Regions from separate parts of the Homo sapiens genome. Here region 2 is linked to region 1. A link is a contact called in ENCODE Hi-C or POLR2A ChIA-PET data. All regions are on one chromosome and are shown on one strand. Each heading gives the region's core, a stretch centred on a gene start or an enhancer-like site at or near the end of the contact. The rest is flanking DNA. Distances are from core to core; before and after follow the strand shown.

The links. A loop is a pair of places that touch in the nucleus more often than their neighbours do. ChIA-PET counts read pairs that join two places held with the same protein, here RNA polymerase II (POLR2A). Pooled maps may share reads with other maps.
Region 2: a loop to region 1 is called in a map of B cell, with 23 times the contacts of the local background. The contact joins the promoter of MED23 here to the promoter of TBPL1 in region 1. A Hi-C loop is called at or near these places in 2 of 168 maps with a recorded cell type or tissue (B cell and naive thymus-derived CD4-positive, alpha-beta T cell), 5 of 37 single-sample maps with no recorded cell type and 16 of 50 pooled maps. POLR2A ChIA-PET finds 5 or more read pairs at or near these places in 1 of 52 experiments (activated B cell).

What each region holds. Positions count from the first base shown.
Region 1 is chr6:133,949,715-133,957,682 of GRCh38, reverse strand. TBPL1 (TATA-box binding protein like 1) reads right to left here and starts at 4,459. Exons shown (of 7, transcript NM_004865.4): 1 at 4,258-4,459. It overlaps LOC128092253 (umcharacterized LOC128092253), which reads right to left and starts at 4,379. Exons shown (of 2, transcript NM_001414965.1): 1 at 4,258-4,379. The coding sequence starts at 4,379. RefSeq lists a silencer at 5,352-5,461.
Region 2 is chr6:131,624,789-131,632,756 of GRCh38, reverse strand. MED23 (mediator complex subunit 23) reads left to right here and starts at 4,515. Exons shown (of 29, transcript NM_004830.4): 1 at 4,515-4,746; 2 at 5,085-5,116; 3 at 5,274-5,361; 4 at 7,768-7,892. The coding sequence starts at 4,708. RefSeq lists enhancers at 4,526-4,695, 4,826-4,875.

The DNA.
Region 1 (7,968 bases), core at 3,210-5,709:
ATGCTGAACACAGGCTGCCTGCATCCAGAGTCCGTACTCTTTAAGTGTTGTACCAATCCCAATCTCAAGAAAACGTAACTGATTCTGATCAAAACTCTTCTGTCTCACAGTGAAAATACTTGTAATTTATCAGGAGCGGGAACGTTAACACCTGATTCTTTGGAACCATTTTATTAATGGAAACAAATTTTTTTACTGCTTTTAAGTAAGACTTAAGTTCTCACCTAGTGAGTTAAAAAACAAAAACATACCATGGGCCAATGTCTACACACAGATGTCTATCTTGTGCTAAGCACAATTCAATGCTGAAATCATCCACATATGTCCTAAGAAAACTCTGTCCTTAACACACCGTCTGGTTTTCAGTATTTTTTATTAATGGATGGTGAAAGTAACCAACAGCCAAACTTCTGTGCTGTACTTTTTGGTGAAATTTTAAACATTTTCATTATTGACTCCCACACAAAGGCACATCTCCACTACCCCAGAAATCACCCTATTGAGTTTTTTTTTAAAAACATTTAATGGGATCCATAGCATGCTTCAACCCACAAAACCAGCCATTTAAACCAAATTCTCTATTTTATCACCCTTTAGTCACAGACAAGTAGAATTTCTGATGTGACCTGATTCCTTTCCACTAAAGACATACTTCCAGAATCTTGCTTTTTCACAACTACACAAATACACAAACTCCATCTGTCTTCTAAAGAAAAGATTGACTGGTTAATAATACAAAAATCAAATTTGTCTATGTAGCCTGGAAAAACCTCAGATACGTATACAGTCTCTCATCCTTTTGAAATTTCCCAAAGTGGTAGTCATGTGACAAGAGCAAATATCGTGTCTACTCAAGTGAAGGCAGTCCACCATTATCTTTATTGTTTGAATTGGTTAGAAGCTGTAATCATGCTTGAGAAAGTGTCACTGCTTGTAATTTGCATGCCCACAGCCAGAATACAAAGTTGAAATTTTAGGCATCAAGAATCAGATTTCAAAAAGGTTTCCTTCATCCACTAGCTAAGCTCTTGAAGTGAAATAAACAAACATGTATCTCCTTCTATTAACAACGTAATCTTCAAAATACACACACAGGGCAGGGACATACAATATGATGATGGCTACTCATACTCCTGATCCTCAAGAAACTTCTAGTTTAGCAGGCATGATGAAGTCCATTCACCAATAGTGACAGTACCAGGCAGTATGTAATAAAGAATTTAAAATTCATATTTGTGTCTGTCATGTTTTATTACACACATGTCATTTCTCTGCTACCTACAAGTGCACAAAAAGCACCTGAAGGGAAATACCTCTCTCATCCAGCTTTGCACACCTGACACGGCACCAGACATACAGAAGGCACAACAAAATGGATTTAAGTTTCAGGGAATCTTTATTAGTTCGAATGTCACAATACAGCTAAAATTTGAAAACACCAGAGATTTTAACTCAGAGACAATGTGGAAACATTCTACTATAAATTCTTCTAAAAATCAACTGCAACGTTCATATTTTATAGCAATAATTTCATCACATGGTCTATGATGAAACAGAAGGAAATCAATCACCTAGGTTATTACTGGTATCCTTCATCTAAAAACAGTCCTCATGTTCACTCAACTAGATTATACAGTATTTTCTGATTTTTTTAAATAATGTGCCATGTCCATGAGAAGAAATAACTCTCTCCAAAAACATTCAGCTATATGTTTCATAAATATTTGTTCTACTTCATAGCAAATTCTGCATTTTATATGTGTTCATCCACACAAATGCTGATGTGACAATTTTCTATGTTAAGAATAACTTGGGGAAATTACTATAAGTAGTTCCCTCAAATTTGGCAGAATATAATTTCAGTCAAGATTGATTTTAAGAATAATTTTTTTAGAATAAGAATCATGAAAATCTAAGGTTCAATTTAAAACACAGAACAGGCTCTACAATACTTTTTTAAAAAGTGACCGTCTACAATTACAGTATTACCATTTGGACTTCTAACGTCTTTCATTCTGCTAAGTTCAAAAATTTTAATATACCTTATTTTAATAGAAGCTCTTGAGTTTCAGCAGAGGCTCTTAACCTGTTGTATTCACAACCAACAGTTACTCAGAATGAATACAGAACATCTAACATGACCACTCCAATTTTCCAAATAAAGAGGAGGGTACAGAAGGAAAATGCAACAGATAAAATCACATTAATGAAATGCACATGCAGGCGAAGGACACATGTTGAAAATGCTGTAAGAAACGGAAATGATACAGCATAAAAAATCATTTTTGATTGGGACATGATTAAGAAAAGACAGTAACTAAACTACCACCAAAGTTGGGAGTATTGGGGCGGAGGAGAGCAGGGAAAGCAGACACTGCATTGTTAATAAAGGTGGAAGCTAGGGCTTGACCCTCACTCAAACAATGAAGAGACAGACAACGGCAAACTAGATCTGGGTCAAGTGAGTCTGATGGCAGCCCTGAGGTTGAGGGACACTTCGTCAAGTCTCATATGCACAAAGATAACCCCAGGACTCAACATCCACAGCCTCAAGTATGGCTATCCCAGTATATCCTTCACAGAACTGCTACAAAGATTAAGCAACAGTCTTTGATTCATTAATCTATCTTTTTCTTCTTAATGTCTTAAAATGCAACTTAAGTTTCCCAATGTTCACACTTTGCATCCTGTCCACTTCTTTACACATGAATGAAATTCCTTTAACAGACACTGGACCTCAATTCCATATTAAAAGCTTAAGATGAAAACGCCTGAGTTGAAGCTATATTCTGGCTAGCCCTCATTCAGGAACAAGCCAGCCCAATCAAGGGCACATAGTAATAGGTCACTAGAGTTTCTGATACTGATTTTGAGGGCAGAGGGTACGTAAAGAGGAGGCTGGGGAAAGGATGACACCTTTTTGCTTAGGAGAAGTCAGGTTTAACAAAAGGGGTGGGGAACAAACAGAAGCTGTGGTTGACCTAATTGCTCCTATGATTTATCAATTTTATTTTCATCTTTAATCTTCAACTTTACATAAAGAACTTTGTATGTATATGTGGCCTTTTCATTGTGCTACAGGAAAACCTCATTTACTCACCCAAAATGATTTTGTAAAGTATAAAACCATTAAGCAGCTTGTGATGTAAGACTAAAGAGGTAACATAAACTGATATTTCACTGGGCATACCAAACTGTGAATAATCCTTTCAACCAGATAGTGCTAACAGTCACTTCTCAATAGGAAGGAACTGCCATTTTCTCAAAGAGACTGCGAAATTATGCCAGGATGGCTGAACCTTCTTATGTCTCTTTTTATATTTTCCCAGAGAATCCACATTGCTTACACACACACACGCAAACCTGCTCCCTTTTCTTAAGTCACAGTTTTAAGGCACTGTTCTAAACCCTAAATACAGAAGCTCATGCACTTACTGCCAGTGTCGCTTTGGAACTGCAGGTGACAGATGCAGTCAGAGAGCTCACAGATGTGGATTGACTGCAGTTTGAGTCTTATTGCAATGAGCACATTGACAGAGCCTGCAGATGCACATCTCGGCAGGAGAGATTTTCTTTTTAAGCCCTCATGCCCTATTAGATTTACTTTTAGGGCTTTTATTGGCTATTTTTATCACTTATCCCGACTCTCATCCCTGCTTAGCCCTACCCACAATTCATTTTCTCTTCTTCAGTTCTAGATCCTTCTCCATCAATCCTAATTTTGGTCAAAAATAATAATAAAATAAAGCGAGGCTGCCGGCATTGCCAGAATCAGAAACCGACGAAGCCGCTTTTTGGGAGCTATTAGAGAAGCCGCTGTAAGTTTTCTGAGAAGCAACGGACCCCTAGCATCTTTGCACGGTCCCTCTTCCCCTGGGTGATGGCTCCGAGACAGATGAGGAATCTCTTTTCCCCGTCTTTCCCAGTGGTGGCTTAAACGAAAGATAACCCTTCTTTTCTTATCCTACACCAGGCTCGGTAACGCTCCCAGGTACGGACGCCCCACCCCCAACCCGTTATCCCTAAAGAGATCCCCAAATATCGCCCGGTCCTCTTCAGAACTGAGCCCTCCCTCGGCCACCGGACCGGTTTCCCCCACCTCAGCGGCTGCCCTCCAGTCGCCCGCCCCCACACATCCCACCCCAAGTCTGGCCCGGGCTCCGCACATGCCCACCCCGCGCCCAGACGCCCCGCACCCGGTGCTCAGGCCGCTCAGCCGCCCGCGCTCCCTGTGCCCAGGGTCGCCTAGGGGGTTACCGTGGGAAGAGGGAGCGGTGGCTGAGGACGCGGCGGCAGCGCTGCTGCCGGTTGCGTCGGATGCGAAGGAGAAGCTGGAGGACAAGGATGAGGATGAGACGGGCGCGCTCCCCAGTCTCCATGGAACTCCCGCCCCGGCCCGTTGCTAGGAGCCCCCGAGGCTCGGACTCCGTCTTCCTTGCTTTGTTGTTCCGGGTGCGAGGCGGCCGCAGCTTCCCCGCGACAATAAATAGACTAGACGCTGGGGAGCATAGAGACAGTGCGCGAGGGCTAGAGCGCCGCCGGACAGGGCGCTCCTGGGTGCCTCGCTAGCCACTCATTTCCGGCTCTCACTGCTCCCGTCACTTTCCCCGTCCCCCGCCCCCACCCTTCCTTCCTCCTTCCTGGTCCCCAAATCAGGCCCCTCCTGCCCACCCGCTGGGCTCGGTGGGAGGTAAGAGGTGGGATGGGGGCGGCGCTAATGGGCATCGGACTAGACTTTTTTGTTTAAGAACCGCTTGAAAGGGTTCTGAAAACACCGTGTATCCTTTGTATATTTTTAGTTGATATCTAAACGTGTAGTAATTTCTGGCATACAGTCGAATATTTAGGTGGACTTTTTTGTCAAAACCGTAGAACTTTCTCATCAGCTCATTAAATTTATACAAAAGGTCCTCCCCACCCCCCATTATATAATTGCTAAAGCTAGTCCTTACCGTCCAGACGAGACTTGTTTTCTGCCTGAAAAAAGTCCTTCGCTTTTTCAGTCAAAATGAACCCGTTAATTTATGATGTCGCGATAAATTCCCCTAGTGAGATTCCTCACTAGGCGAATTGGAATCCTGGTCTTAGAGCGACCGGGGATGACAGATGACAGACGGAGGGAAGGAAGTGGGGAGAGATGGAGACACAAGGTGTGGCGAGACGGAGGGATAACGCAGGACCGTATGCCACTTCTGTCGCCTGTCCCACATTCCTTACTCTACGTGGGTTTGCGGTCGGGACTGTCCCTCGGGAACCGAGAGGCGGATCCAGGAAGGATGGGAGTGGGAGAGGGCGGATGCTGGCGAGGACTCAGGCAGCCCGGGATAGGAGGACCTCTAGGAACGGAGACCCTCCGCGGCTCTGCGCCCAAGTAGCCCTGCAGGGGCCGGGGGACCCCGGGGGCGCACAATGGCCCGTTTGAACCGTCGCCCTGGGGCCCGAGTGCGTCCTCGGGGTCCCTCGGGAGTGGCCTGAGAGGCGCTGCCCGCGGGAGCGAAAATCGCGTAACGGCCCTGAGGGCGCCACGCCACGCCACGCCACGCCACGCCGCGCGGAAGCCCCCGGCTCCCGGCCCCACGTTTCCCACTCTCAGGCCGGCATCGGCCTTTCCACCAGAGCTCGGCTGCAGTCAGAAGCCCCTGGCGTTAGTTGAGGTCAATGGCAGCCCTGATTTAATTATTAAAAGACCACGCCGAGCCGGGTTCATGGGTACCTGGCCTCTGATTGGTGGGAATCAGATGAAAAAAATGAAAATGCCACTGCCTTTTTAAAAGAGAAGACGTGGGCTGAATTCTTGGGGTTTTGACAGTAGGCAACCATTTAGGTATTTTATTATTTACGAGATCTCCAAGGATGCCTCTTGATTTTTTGCTTTCCCCTCTGAGTGTTCAGAAACATATTCGAGCATTTGAAAGCTCCGTAGAATGATGGAGTTTGTTTTCATTTCTGTACTAATTTATTTTTCAAGGGATAGTGATTATAGTTGGGTCAGGTTTAATAAAGAAAGTGAACAAGAAGCTGGGTTAGAAAGTAATGTCTGTGTGGTGGTGGGGAGAGGACTTTTAGGAGGTAACATCTCAGCCAATTTCTAAAAGGGATGGGAGTGGGAAGAATGTATGTAGAGTGTTCCAGTCAGAGGGAACAAGATATGCTGAGTACTTGCTGTGCTGGGGTATTAGTGTGGCTAGGGCATCAGGAAACAGTGCAAAGGAAGAATGACAGTCATTGAAATTGGAGGGAAATTAAGGTCTTGAACTTTCAGTGCCTTGTAGACCATAGAAGGAGTTTGGACTTTCTTCCAAGTGCTAGGGAAAGTGGAGTTTTAGCCTGGAAAATAACATGATTTGCCAAGGAAACGGCAGGGGAGACTCTCTATTCCAGTGGCTACTGCCACTCCTGAAAAGTCAACGTTACAGCAATGGCGACAAGTTCTAAGGTCCTTACGAGGCATTCTCCTTCAAGGGGACCAGCCAAATACCTAGAAGCAGGAATGTCAATTACTTTAGACTCCCTTTTGTCATGGATCAGCCAATAGTTTGCTTCCCTACATTAGTTCCACATTCTGGAATGGGATTTGGTTTTGCTGCAAGCACTATTCCCTATTAATTATAGACCTATTATACTATTCCGGTGATGGTTAACACTAAAAGCCCAGATTTCAACCACTATGCAACATATCAATGCATCAAAACTGTACTTGTACTTCCAAATTTATACAAAATAATAATAATAATAATAGACCTATCACATTATCCCATACACCATTCCTCTAACCAAAGGCCATGGGCTTCACTGCTCTTATAATGTGACCCATTATTCAGGTGCCAGCTAGGAGACAATGCATTGTAAAGTTAGAATATGCAGTATATGTTCTCATCCAAGACTATTGATCAGTACAGAAATTGATAACCTAGAAATAGGAATTGTGATTGCTGACCCTTGTATTAGGGTTTTCTAGAAGGACAGAACTAATAGGATATATATGTCTATCCTATTAGGATAGACATATATATCCTGTTATGTATGTATATAACTACTACTTAATAAAATATATATATGGGAGTTTATTAAGTAGTAGTTAACTCACATGATCACAAGGTCCCACAATAGGCTGTCTGCAAGCTGAGGAGCAAGGAAGCCAGTCTGAGACCCAAAGCTGAAGAACTTGGAGTTCGATGTTCAAGGAAGCATCCAGCATGGGAGAAAGATGTAGGCTGGGAGATGTAGACTGTAAGACAGTCTAGCCTTTTCAGGTTTTTCTGCCTGCTTTTTATATCCTGGCCATACTGGCAGCTGATTAGATGGTGCCCACTCAAATTAAAGGTGGGTCTACCTTTCCCATCCCACTGATTCAAATGTTAATCTCCTTTGGCAACACCCTCACAGACACATCCGGAATCAATACTTTGCATCCTTCAATCCAATCAAGTTGACACTCAGTATTAACCATCACAACCCTAAAATGTAGAACTGGCCTAGTAAAGGAAGTGGGGACAGTGAGGAGTCATCCATCCCAGGCTTGGAAAGTAGCAAGTTTTATTGGTTTTATCAGTGCTACTAAAAATGTGATGTACAGACCAAAGCCAGTCTGCAAGCTCTACTAGTCAACAATGAAAGAGATATGGAAAGTGAGAGGAGGATTTGGAAACGTTTAATAATTTGACATCACAGGGCTATCTAAGCATGCAGTTTTGTATTTATGAAAATATTTGTCTGCAATGGGCTGGTAATTAAAAATAATCCAAAAATTGATTCTTCACCCTAGAGACTTTGAAAAACACTGGTAGATTATTTGTTATGTCCAGTAAGGCTCTAACTTTAGGGAAATTGGCAAAAACAAAACAAAACAAACAAACAAACGGGCTATTGGAATATGTTGGCTACTTCTTGCTTCAGTGCCATGAGAGAGACAAACTAGCTCAGCATGGCCTTTCTGAAAGAAACCAGCAATAGTGAGATGTAAATTAC
Region 2 (7,968 bases), core at 3,266-5,765, 2.3 Mb after region 1:
GAGATTATTAGATTATCTCTAAGTCACTAAATTTTGGATATGATAATAGGGACACATCCTAGTCCTTCAGGTCCTAAGATGAATAAACCTCAAGGAATCTACCTATGTATAATACAAGTAGGTATAGTGAAGATGGTTGGCATTGCCAAGTTGCTAGCCATATTTTTGGCTATAACAATTTCTCTAACTGAACTCTAAACCCCAACCTCTTTTGAGTCTTTCAAGTTCTAGAAACTTATTCCTGGCTGGATGCAGTGGCTCACACCTGTAATCCCAGCACTTTGGGAGGCTGAGGCAGGAGGATCACTTATGTCAGTTTAAGACCCACCAGGGCAACATAGTGAGACCCTGTCTCTACAAAAAATGAAAAATAAAAAATTATCCAGGAGTTATGGTGCATGCCTGTAGTCCTAGCTACTCGGGAGGCTGAGGTGGGAGAATATGGGGAGGATTGCTTGAGCCCAGGAGTTTGGGGCTGTAGTGAGCTATGATGGCACCACTGCATTCCAGCATGAGCAGCAGAGTAAGACCATCATCTCAAAAAAGAAAGAAAAAAAGAAAGAAAGAAACTTAACAGTTCACCTGATCAATAGACACAAGCCAAAACCACACCTTCCATGCAAGTTAGACTTTGGAATAGACTGCCTGTGTCACTTAAATCTGAACCTACACTTTCTAAGTTAACTGGACCTTGAAAGTTTGCCTATTCTTTTCTTCTTTAACTTTAGAACAATCTGTACCTTCTCTTCTTTTCTTCTTCAACTTCAGAACAACCTGTACCTTCTTGGTTCTGAAACTTTACTCTGAACATTAAAATGTTCAGAGTAATTTGTAAGTAAGTTAATGGCTTAGAACGCTTGCATTCTGAGAGGCAGCTACCATTACATCACCCATCAATGTAAACCGTAAACATTCCTCATGTTACAGAAGGTCTCAGTGTCCACAGAATTCTGGCAACAAATGGGTTGTTGTTGTCTCAGAAAAGCCCTAGGGGCCTGCCAACATCAACTTCTTTGTCTCAGGAACCTGCCCTTCCTGGTTCCAGTGCTAGATCTTGGGTGATAGGTGGACAAGCTAGACTGGGAGAGCCCAGAGAAACTAATCGCACTGAGGAGGGTGGTAGAGGTGAGGCGGATGCTAGGCTCAGGTCCAACAGCAAAAGGAAGAAGGAGTCCACAAAGGAAGGGAGACCTCACATAATAACATAATGCCAGAGATAGATGGGCAGGTGACTAACTTCAGGGAGGGCCAGTCATGAGGAAAAAGCAGAAAAACCTACAAGGAGATTGACAAGCACACAAAGCAATCAGAAAGCTAACCAGGTAGGCAGTTGGTATAGGAAGGACAGAAGCTAATCCTCAGCAAGTGGAGATCCAACACTGAAGCTGAATTGAGAACTGGCTGTCTTGGTGAGACTGATGTCAGCAGTGCCAAACCAGGTCTGAGAGGCAATGGTACACACCAGGAGACAAAGCAGACACCCAGCATGGAATAGAGAGCCCAGCTCTAGTCCTCCAAACAATGACTATGGCAAAGTAGAATCAATGGTCACAGTTTGATACCGCTGTTTGCCAGTACCTATGTGTGTGAAAAGATATTTTCTGACTAAATAAGTAAAAATCTCATTACTGATCAGCACAATGAACATCTATAATCAATTTGGAGATGAGAAACCTGATGTGATGACTCCTGTGGTGTAGCAATTGTTTTCTACTGAACGATCAGCATTCCTAAGGTTGTCTCTGGTTCATGGAAGACTGTTTCTCTTACTTTGTCTCAAGTACAGAAATATTCCCTAGTAGTGTTAGATTTCTAGGAGCCCTTTCTTGTTCATTTTGAAACTCAGAAATCTTTGGATTTCCAAACATTTTCCAGGTTTTCATAGGCTCTTCTCATTTTTAGTGTACTCATGAGGGCCTCATTTATGACTCAAATTCTAGAGATGTCTCCAGAAGAGACATTATAAAACAACCATGCTGCCTGGGCTCTCCGAGGTAGAGCTCAGTGTCACAGTGCTCCCACGGTGCCCATCCATGAAGCAGAAGGTACAGGCCACGTACTGTTTACATCTCTGAAACCTGGCATGAACCAAGTTATTTCCCCAAACCTTTAAACTCCTCTCTGCCGTGTCAACTCCGTGGTGGCAGGAACTAGGTCAGTTTGAGCTTACAGTCTTGTTCTAGTGTCTAGCACAGTGGCCAACACCTAGAAGACATTCAATGAACACTTGCTGAATAAATTTTGTAACGGTTTCAGAAATAACATTAGAAGTATAAGCTACCACATACATAAATGTCCAGTGAACCCAACTGTTATAAATTATAATAACTTTACTAGGTATAACTTTGTAGGTGTTCCAAATCTTTCTCTACATCCAGCATTCCAGAAATAGCTATTACCTCAGAGGAAGTCTTGTCCATAAAATAAAGGCACTTCAGATGTTTTTATTCTACCCAAAGTAATGAATAATGACTGAGCACCACCAAGTACCAGACTTTATGCCAGGTGTTAGGAAATGCAGGCATGTTTAATTTCTGTATCTACTCTAAAGAGCTTTAGTCTAGTTGAAGAAGTAGACATTTTAAACCATAATATAGTGTAATCTGTGCAATACTAGTAGTGCTAATAAAGTGCCAGGAGGAAAGAGGAAGAAATACAAATTTTTCTACAGAAAGGGATTTAGAAAGATATCTACGTGAGTTTGCTCAGACTGCTGTGAATAGCATACTATAAACTGGGGTGATTCGAGTCTCAGCAAACTGAACGCTGAGAACTCAGGCTTCTTGTTCCTTTTGGCTGCAAGAAGGTTGGCAGCCAGTCAGAACTTTACCCACTTGTAAGAGATCAGGCTTCTTGTTCCTTTTGGCTGCAAGAAGGTTGGCAGCCAGTCAGAACTTTACCCACTTGTAAGAGATTAGATGTATCTTCCTTGGTGATTCAGACCAGCCTAAGGGGAAAGACCTGATGATACCAACTTTGGGGATTCTCCAAGAAACAATGTCCCCAGAACACACTATAAAGATGCTCAAAGTTGATAAGCCCTGCCCAGCTGCTCAGAGTTTCCAGTTGGCTCTTTAGTCCCCCACTCTAAATCCTGATAGGACAAGGATGGAACAAGAAGCCTGAATTCTCAGCTTTCAGTTTGCTCAGACTCAAATTACCCCCCAGTTTATAGTATGCTGTTCACAGCAATCTAAGCAAACTCCCCTAGGTATCTTTCTAAATTCCTTTCTGTAGAAAAATTTGTATTTCCTCCTTTTCTCCCTGGCACTTTATTAGCATCACTAGTATTGCACATATCACACTCTATTATGGTTTAAAATGTCTATGTCTTCAACTAAGCTAAAGCTCTTTAGAGTAGATACATGGGCCCTAACCTGACTGATGTCCTTCTAGGAAGAGAAAATTACGACACAGACATGTACAAAGGGAAGACCATGTGAAGACACAAGGAGAAGAAGGTCATCTACAAGCCAAGGACAGAGGCCTCTATAGAAACTAACCCTATCAACCTCAACCTCAGACTTCCAGCCTCCAGAATTACAAGAAAAGAAATTTCTGTTGTTTAAGCCACCCAGTCTGTGGTATTTTGTTATGGCAACCCTAGCAAACAATACCCTAAGCCTAACTTTTCAAGTTTTTCTCCAGCAGGAAATCTGAATTATTTCTTTTCAGCTTTTAGTAGCTATTGTGTGGACAACATGGTTGCATGTGCATATTAAAGTTGTTAGAAAACTAAATTTATGCCAGGTCAGACACTTGTATAACAAAACCATGAATGGGGAGTCATCAGCTCATCACTTAGCAGCTACAAAGGAGTAGTTCATGCTTAGCAGTTTGTGGCATTTCACAACCGTCAAAGAAGTGAAAGGCCTTTGGATGTCTATGACTCTCATCAACAATTTTCTTTATGAGGCAAAGAAAGCTGATCATTCAAGACATAACAGATGTTTTAGGGGTTGGTGATGATGGTGGCATATGAAGAAAAACACATACTCTCAACAATATAATAGCAAATAGAATCTAGCAATATATTAAAAAGGATAATATATTATGACCAAGTAGCATTTATACCATAGAAGCAAAATTGGTTTGGCATTCAAAAGTCAATCAATTACATTTGCACTGAGGTTATCATAGCTGAGAAGACACCGTCTCTGTGGCTTCAGCTCCTGGCTGCAGGCCGCTGATGGAGGTCCAGAAGGTCAGCTGCTCACAGACATCAACTTGGTGTCGGCTGCGGCTCCAGCATTTTCCGCAGGCTGCAGCTTCTGGGTTCCAAACTTTTCATTTCTCAGTCTGCAAGCGGGTTAGCCCCGAACAGGAAGCAACTCCTTCTCCAGCCGGGAGGTGGCGGCCTGCGGTCGACGATGCCTCCGGGGTCCTTGGGCTCAAGGTTCCGTTTGGGGGCGCTCTCGTCCGGCTTGCGGGCCGCCCTTCTCCACAGACGGAACCTTCTGGTGGCGCCGCTGGTTTCTGCGGGGTTTGCAAACGGCGCGTACCGGGCCCTTCCCGTCTTCCGTACAGGTTCCTGCTGTTGGCTGGGCTCGGGAGGGAACGCTCCAGGTAAAGCGCTGGGGGAGGAAGCGACGCCGAGGAGCTACGGTTTCCTCCAGAGGTCTCCGCCCCTCTGCCCCTATATTCCCAGAGCTCGAGTCTGATCCGGGCCTTGCCGGGCACCCTGGAAAGGCGGGGGTGATAGTACAGATGGAGACGCAACTGCAGAGCATTTTCGAAGAGGTGGTGGTGAGTGCAGCTGCCGGCCATCCAGGACTACGGCTTGGGGACGGGGAGACGCGGGGGCAGCCGACCAAGGAAACTGGCCTGGGCAACCTCCTCTCACGCCTCCCTTTTTATTCCCTTGTTTTGACACCGAGGTTGTATGCGGGGAAGTTTAGTGATTCTCAAACTGCTGTCAAGTTCATTGTATCCTTTGAAATCGATACAGTGACAGGCCAGACAGGTATTGATAGTTTCAGAGCTGATTAAGGTGACTTGCCCTGTGTTACATTGTAATACTTGGCTAAGGGAGGCGCCTTTTTAAAATTAACATTGTTTACATTTTGTTTTTTTTTTTTTTACAGAAAACGGAAGTTATAGAAGAGGCTTTTCCTGGGTGAGTGTATGCGTGGCAGAGTTTTGTGTTTTTATGTGATTGTGTCTGTCAGATTTTACTTAGTTTCGTGTTGGAAGGTTATAAGATCCACTATTCTGATTGTGTGTAATTACCTTTTTAAAACGAATGACAAATAATGTAATTTTTATTTTTTTAGCATGTTTATGGATACTCCTGAAGATGAGAAAACAAAACTAATTAGCTGTTTGGGGGCCTTCAGACAGTTTTGGGGTGGTCTTTCTCAGGTGAGCGCTTCATTTTTAATACATTCAGCTGATGATTTTTGGCCTCTTCTTTTTTTTTTTTTTTTTCTTTTAACATTTACTTTCATGCTGCTCTTAAGATCTTCCTGAGAAGGGAGAAATAAAATTGTTATCATTTTTTATTCTGGCTTCCATTTGTTTTAATTTGTATATTTCAGTGGAAAACCTGTGTTGAGAAGTCAAGTTGATACTGCACAGTGTGAGATGTTTAAAAAAAAAAACCTCCCCTATGTTAGATTAATTGAGATCATTTTCATCCTATTCGGATTTATTTGGTACACTTGAAAACAGATATGTTAAGCTTTACTTGTCAAGGATACAAATTCCATTTTTCTGCTAAATAAAGGAATTGGCACAGCATTGATACAAAGATGCTACAATAGGAATACCAAGATTCTATAATAAGGATAGGAAAATATTATAGTAAAAATGAGGAGACAAACTGTAAAAGTAACAAAGAACAGCTACCAGAAAATGTATCCGTGAAAAAGACAAAAATGTGTCATCCTCGAAGAGCTCACATTGCAGTAGTGCCTTACCTTCTCATGGTACACTATAGGTAGGGAAATGAGAACTGTTTGCGTGTCAGCCACTGGTGATAAGATTTGCCACTCAGACATGGATCATATAATGCCAATACAGTCATGTTTTAACCTTTTTGTTTAGTTGTTTTCTAATAGGTAATACATTTATATGGTTCAAAATGCACAGGTATAAAAGGGTGGATCCAATAACTAGTCTCTTTCTCTTCTCTTACCTGTTATTTTTTCTGTCTGTAGCCAATATCCTCAGGTTATGTTTTCTTCTAGAAGTATTTTATGCATATAGAAACACTTTTATAGCATGATCATATACCATGTACACTGTTCATTAATTAGCACTTTTTTTCTCCTAATAATAATCTACAGGTAATTCCCTATCAGTCCAAGCGTTACTTGTTCCTTCCTTTCTTACTTTTTTTTTTAAATAGCAGCATAATATTCCATTGTATGGCTGTACCTTCCTCCTTTTAACCAATCTTCTACTGTCTTCTAAGTTTCTTCTTACTTTTTCTAATTTAACCAATGCTGTGATGAATAATATTATGCATGAAAAATAGGATAAATTCCTAGAAATAGTATTGCTGAGTCAAAAGCCTTATCAGTTTGTAATTTTTATAGAAATTATTAAATTTTCCATAAGGGTTATACTAGTTTATGCTTCCACCAGCAGTGTTTGAGATTATCTTTTTCTTTTCTTTTTTTTTTTTTTTTTTGGAGACAGAGTCTCACTCTGTCGCCCAGGCTAGAGTGCAGTGGCGTGATCTTGGCTCACTGCAACCTCTGCCTCTCGGGTTCACGCCGTTCTCCTGCCTCAGCCTCCCGAGTAGCTGGGACTACAGGCACCTGCTATCACGCCCGGCTCATTTTTTGTATTTTTAGTAGAGACGGGGTTTCATCGTGTTAGCCAGGTTGGTCTCGATCTCCCGACCTCATGATCTGCCCACCTCGGCCTCCCAAAGTGCTGGGATTACAGGCATGAGCCACCGCGCCCGGCTGAGAGTATCTTTTTCTTATAACCTCACAATAGAGTGTTAAGCTTTTTGATCTTTGCCAATCAAAAACATGAGAAATTTTATCTCAGTATAATTTTATTTTGCATTTCTCTCAGTGATGTTGAATATCTTTCCAAAATTTAAAAAAAAATTCATTAAACACTTTATGAATTATGATGTGGCCCTCTAATGGAGAGACCAGGAAGAAAATAGGTATTTCCAAATCATTGTTATATGTGCCACAATAGAAGTATGTATGAGAACAGTGGTTGTGGAGAGAAGCAGAACATTATAGGCTCTTTTTGGAGATAATCCTAGAAGACAAACTTTGATACGGGCACAACATTTTGACATCGTATTTAAAGTTTTGCCAGTCTAGAAATGTGACATGTCATTGGATTCATAATGGGCTCTTGTTTGGGATCTTAGGGATTGGATTCACACCTAATTCTCCTAAGCCTGATACATACTGATCCATAATGAATTTTACCCCCAGTGACAGTAATATTTATATATGCCATAAAGGGCACTGTTTACAATGCCTTACAACAATCTGTGTTAAGAGTTTTCTATTGACCGTTAATATGTTAACTAATTAATTACTACTTTTGAAGTTCCCATGTAATAAAAATGGTAGCATTTTATCTATGTAATTACAAAATGTTAAGCTTAATGTGACAAATACTAAATCTGAATTTTTTAATTTTGCTTTTTTTAAAAATTATTTTCATCCACAGATGCTCATAGTGAAGTATTTCTTTCATAGTATTGGTATACTTCCAGTTGTAGTATTAGCTATTGGTTATAAAAATGTAACTTTAGACCCCAAGTAAAATCATTCTCTCATTTTCCAGGAGTCTCATGAACAGTGTATCCAGTGGATTGTTAAGTTTATTCATGGTCAGCATAGTCCTAAAAGAATTTCTTTTCTTTATGACTGCTTAGCAATGGCAGTTGAGACTGGTCTCCTTCCACCCAGGTACGTTTAATGGGTATGAGCAATCTGAAGAATTTTCTTTTCTATATGTGATTGGAAATTGGTTGAGGTTGTTGTT